2 separate regions of the Homo sapiens genome follow, and region 1 is linked to region 2. A link is an interaction called in ENCODE POLR2A ChIA-PET data of the cell type or tissue named here. Cell type or tissue: OCI-LY7. All regions are shown on one strand. Each heading gives the region's core, and the rest is flanking DNA. Links, peaks and the distances in the headings are about the cores only.

Region 1 (2,911 bases), core at 169-2,668, 49 kb after region 2:
GTCTAATGGGAGAGGTGAACATGAATTAAATAATTATCAAACAAAATTCTGCATTACAGCTGGGATGGAGGCTATGAAGAAAAAGTGTGGGTGATGAGGAGAGGCGGCTGGAGACGCAGGGCAGCTGATGATACAGGGCCTTGTAGGCCAGTTTAAGGATCCTGGACTTCATCCTAGAAGCAATGGGAAGCCTTTAAATGATTACAGGCAGAAAGCGTGGGGTGGAGCTGGGAATGCTAAAGATCACTCTCTGAAGTGGAAAAGAGATTGAAGGAGGGAGGGGGCCAGGAATGGGTACAGGGAGGCCAGGTGAGGAGCTGGGGGACTGTAACATCATGATGTTACAGGCAGGTGCAGTGGCTCACGCCTGTAATCCCAGCACTTTGGGAGGCCTGGGTGGGTGGATCACTTGAGGTCAGGAGTTCAAGACCAGCCTGGCCAGTATGAAACCCTGTCTCAACTAAAAAAAAAAAAAATCAGCCAGGCATGGCAGGCACCTGTAGCCCCAGCTACTTGGGAGGCTGAGGCAGGAGAATCGCTTGAATCCAGGAGGCAGAGGTCACAGTCAGTTAAGATCGTGCCACTGCACTCACACCTGGCAACAGAGCGAGACTCCATCTCAAAGAAAAAAAAAAGAGAGAGAGACTAACATCATGATGAAAAACATGATGCTATATAAAAAATATCCCTTGGCAGAGTTGGGGCCCTAAAGCCAAACTGTCTGGAACCTGGGCACAGTCCTGTGTGATATTTCCATCTGTCCGCCCGTCCATCCATCCACCCACATTTATTAGTGGAGTGAAATGCCGTGGTATAAACATCTCTGGGACCATCACCCAGAGAGGACACCATTAGCATCTATTATGGTATAAATATACATACGTCATAGCTTTCAGAAGGTCTAAGAGGAAAAATCATTTCAGTGTAAATTAAATGTTCCTTGTCTTCACCTGAAAAAAAAAGTATTATTTTGAGAACAAAAACATGAAAACTGGCTACAGGTTGAAAAAACCGCACAGCAGCTATCCGTGCCTCCTTTAGAAAGGGGATCACAGGCATTGACTTCCACTCAGAGGAGGTGCACAGACGTCCCCAGTGTGCCCAGAAACCACCTGAAGAGGAGAAGCAGCTCTGAGACGAGAGTCGTATGAAGATGTACAAAAATAAACATTTTCAAGGGTTTTCAAATACATGAGCAAACAGATGGGGTTTCAGTTCATTTTTAGAAACAGAAGCAGACTTTGAAGTGAAAGGGGAAGTAGGTTCCCCCTCAGGGATCCACGATCTCCCTCCACTTAGGAAAGAGGAGATGGCCAGAACTGTGAGCTTAAGAGCACCCCAATCTTTTTTTTTTTTTGGAAACAGGGCGTTGTTCTGTCGTCCAAGCTGGAATGCAGAGGTGTGATCACAGCTCACTGCAATCTCGAACTCCTGGCCTCAGGCCATCCTTCTGCCTCAGCCTCCTGAGGAGCTTGGCACCACAGGCACGTACCATCATGCCTAGCTAATTTACTTTTTTTTTTTTTTTTTTTTTTTTTTGGAGACAGAGTTTCGCTTTGTCTCCCAGGCTGGAGTGCAGTGCCGCGATCTGGGCTCAATGCAACATCCGTCTCCCGGGTCCAAGGAATTCTCATGCCTCAGCCTCTTGAGTAGCTGGGATTACAGGTGCCTGCTACCACGCCCGGCTAATTTTTTGTATTTTTAGTAGAGACAGGGTTCACCATGTTGCCAGGCTGATCTCAAACTCCTAAGCTCAGGCAATCCACCCGCCTCAGCCTCCCAAAATGCTGGGATTACAGGCATGAGCCACCATACCCGGCCCTGACTAATTTACTTTTCATTGAGATGGGGTCTTACGGTGTTGCCAGGGCTGGTCTCAAACTCCTGGGCTCAAGCAATCCTCCCATCTCAGCCTCCCAAAGTGCTGGGGTTCCCGGCCTGAGTCATCATGCCCAACCAATCTTTTAAGTGCTGGGATCTTGAAGAGTGTCCCTCACTGGCTCTCACTAGCCCACCCTCGGTCTGTGGGTTGTCCAGGCCTCAAAAAAGCCCCCTTGACCACCAGTCCCAGACTAGGTAACACCCCGGTTGTATGCACTTCCAGCATCCTATAGTTCTCCTGCCTGTCACTCACTGCCGCTGTGGCTCTGTCACTATTTGAGGATTTCCTGAATACCCATCTCTCTGCTACACTCTAAGCTCTGAAGGGGCAGGGGCCTCTTCTTGTCAGCAAAGTCTATCTTAGGACTCTAGAAATAGAAAGCAGGAGATGGAGACATGTGCTGACTTCCCGAATAACCCAATTCATTCAAAGTAATTATGTTTATAAAATACAGAGAGAAGAAACAAATGAACATTGGCTATACGTTAGGCACCACACTCTTCAGGTACAAAGGATCAGGAGTCCTTTCCGTCCTGTAGCTTTAGGGAACTGGTGGGGGGCTCTTAAAACCATGGGGTCTGGACTCATTTTGGGCTATTTTTATTCGCCTTGTCAGTCACTTGAGTTTAATCAATTCAATGTGGTCATAATCACTGAGAAGTCAATGACTTGGATCTAGGATTTTAGGACTTGGTGTTTCTGGCATTTCATAGGAAATAAATAAATCAAAGCCTACAGTAAGCAACCTTCTTAATACATCTTGGAAGGGGGGAAAACCCCAAGACCCTTATTTAGGATGAATATATTAATACAATACAAAGCACCCAACTTCTTTCTGGGAATGACTTAGGAAATCCATCAGCAGAAGGAGACAGTTGCACTTATTATGGGATTTCTAGGGCATGGGGGCGCAAAGACCAAAAAGAGTCTTGTTTTACTTTTCAAAACATGGAAATGCTGATTCCCTTTCTCTGCTTATGCTATCCAGGTCCTTAAGGTAAAATGCACAAAAGGTTTTCTTGGCAAATG
Region 2 (2,911 bases), core at 236-2,735:
CGAAAGCTTCCCATTTGAAGGACTGGATTCACCCTATGAGAGGCAGACAGAAAGGCCATGTGTTTCCAGACAGCCACTCATAGACACGTTATCTGAGGGATAAAGAGCCCTCTAAGCCTACTTGAAGATTCGAAATTCAGAATGGATGATCTCCAAAGGAAGAAGAAACAGAATGTGCCCAATCCTGGGTGACTAAGGAGAAAAAGTGTAGATGCCCCCTCTCCTCCCCAACACCCCCACTTACCGTGAGGGGAACAGGAAAGAGGAGCTTGGAGGTTGGCCGACGCTGGCTGCATGCAGCATGTGCCTGGGAAAGGCTGCCCCAGAAAACTGAGCAACAGCCAGAGGTTCCAAAAATCAGAGATGGCTGGCCTTGATCTTTGGGTCCAAGTTCCAAACTAAATTGGGTAATGCATATTTTGTAAGATAATCTAATGAAGACATTTGAGAAGTCTTGCTAGCATTGTTGAAAGAGGAAAAGACTGGCTCAATAAAACAAAAGGATGCATTAGGTTTGCCTGGAGATGGACATCATAGGGTTTCCCCTGGCTAAAAATCAGGAGCTATTGTTTTTTGTCTTTTTTTAATTTGGGGCTCTAAAGGAATTCATCTCACCATGGTATATGAAGCAAAGGAAATTGGAGTAAAGAGGTAATAAGGTGGTACCTGTTACATAGCAAACCTTCAACAAACATCTGCCTGACCTTGGTAGAAGGAAGGCAACTTAAAGACAACAGCCACTCAGCTGGAAGGAAGTGGAGACGTGTCATGGAAGATTCCATCTGATGATTGTCGTGGGGGCCCCCCTTGGCCCTTAAACAAGTCTTTGCTCAAGCAAGCATAGGCTATCCAACAAAAACTCACTCAGAGATGGTGCCTCATCTTCAAAGACTTTGGTCACCTCTGGTTATATAACCCAATGAGAGGTTTTAAAACAGGATGCTATCCTGCAGCTTCCAGTCACAAAGTAAATCTTCATTCAATTATTTTCTAAGCACAAAATCACTTTCTCTAATCCTCTATGTGATATTTGTCTGCTCCCCAGCAGTGACGGACGACACTGGAAATGCACAAATCACACTGAGCAAATGACATGGTGGGACAAAAAAATAATAAAGACCACAGACTTGGCCAAATAACAAATCTTGACATTGCCTGGCTTTAAAACTGAGAACACCCAATCTTGTGATCCATATTCCTTGCTAATCTTGCTTATGGAAGTAAACTAGATGGAAATTAAGGAGAGTTTTCACCACTTGTCGAAAGTATATTTCAGAAACAGAACAAATAACAGTCACCTGTGTTTGGCTCAAGAATTCATACAGCCAGGAGCGGTGGGTCACACCTGTAATCCCTGCACTTTGGGAGTCTGAGGTGGGCAGATCACTTGAGGTCAGGAGTTCAAAACCACCCTGGCCAATATGGCAAAACCACGTCTCTACTAAAAATACAAAAATTAGCAAGGCATAGTGGCTTGTGCCTGTAATCCCAGCTACCTGGGAGGCTGAGGCAGGAGAATTGCTTGAATCTGGGAGGCAGAGGTTGCAGTGAGCTGAGATCACACCACTGCACTCCAGTCCAGCCTGGGTGACAGAGCAAGACTCCGTCTCAAAAAAAACAAAAAGAAAACAGGAGATCGAGATCATCCTGGCTAACACGGTGAAACCCCGTCTCTACTAAAAAATACAAAAAATTAGCCGGGCATGGTGGTGGGCACCTGTAATCCCAACTACTTGGGAGGCTGAGGCAGAAAAATCGCTTGAACCCAGGAGGCGGAGGTTGCAGTGAGCTGAGATCCTGCCATTGCACTCCAGCATGGGTAGCAAGAGCAAAACTCCATCTCAAAAAAAAAAAAAAAGAGTTCTGGAAATGGATGGTAGTGATGGTCGTCTAACACTGGGAAGGTACTTAATGCCACTGACATGTACATTTAAAATGGTTAAAATGGTAAATCTTATACATAACCTACTATAAAAATTTTTAACTTATCAACCTAGAGCAATATTTATGAAATTATAAATAAGAGGAATAGGAAGAGGCAGTAAGAACCTTGCTTATATAGACTTTTTATGATTACTTGTGTTCATAATTGAGTTCATTATGACATCAAGAAAGAGTATTTGGGCTGGGTGTGGTTGCTCACACCTGTAATCCTAGCACTTTGGGAGGCCAAGACAGGCAGATCACTTGAGGTCAAGAGTTTGAGACCAGCCTGGCCAACATGGTGAAACCCTGTCTCTACTAAAATTACAAAAATTAGCTGGGTGTGGTGTTGCATGCCTGTAATCCCAGCTACTTGGGTGGCTGAGGCAGGAGGACGGCTTGAACTCAGGAGGTGGAGGTTGCAGTGAGCTGAGATCACGCCACTGTACCCCAGCCTGGGTGACAGAGTGAGACCCTGTCTCAAGAAAGAAAAAAAAAAGGAAAGAAAGGAATTAAAGGGAAAGGGAAAGGAAGGAAGGAAAAGAAAGAAAGAAAAGAAAGGATGAAAGAAAGAATGAATTTGCTTCCATTCTATAAAATTCTAAATAAAATCAGTGCTGGCATAAAGTGGAGACAAAGGGAAAATTCAGATTTGAGAGCAAAGGACTCATATAATCTTTAAGGATTGGAGACGTGTTCCTTGCACCCTCCCTGCTCGCTTGAGCACATAGTTGTCAATAATGATGGTGGAAGTGAGGCCCCTCAGGCTGCAGGCTTGGCTTTCCTGCCAAACTACTGAGATATTTGGTCACTTAATCTATATGCAAAATGGGTTCATCCCTATTTACATCTAACACGGATTGCTATATTCATTGAGGGGGGAAATATATATATATATATATATATATATATATATATATATATATATGCACTGCTAAGGGTCATTTTCCATTTCTCCTTTAAAAAATAATTTCCTTTCCTTTCACCC

What was found. Peaks named below come from ENCODE experiments on the same cell type or tissue, not always from the same donor. Only the 100,000 strongest peaks of a DNase experiment are listed, where the experiment ranks them.
Region 1: POLR2A ChIA-PET joins it to region 2 with 17 read pairs; 5 of 35 experiments call an interaction of 5 or more read pairs at or near these places.

The regions. Positions count from the first base shown.
Region 1 is chr17:66,439,791-66,442,701 of GRCh38, reverse strand. The region is part of intron 2 of PRKCA (protein kinase C alpha); the gene reads right to left. Among named protein-coding and RNA genes, the nearest start is that of PRKCA-AS1, 24 kb to the right of the region's middle. RefSeq lists an enhancer at 1,038-1,237. In OCI-LY7, for the core only: no CTCF peak of the experiment used is centred there; DNase peaks (open chromatin) are centred at 541, 1,151 and 2,181; H3K4me3 peaks cover 2,077 bases; H3K27ac peaks cover 2,002 bases.
Region 2 is chr17:66,489,293-66,492,203 of GRCh38, reverse strand. All of the region lies in intron 2 of PRKCA (protein kinase C alpha), which reads right to left. Among named protein-coding and RNA genes, the nearest start is that of PRKCA-AS1, 74 kb to the right of the region's middle. In OCI-LY7, for the core only: no CTCF peak of the experiment used is centred there; no DNase peak of the experiment used is centred there.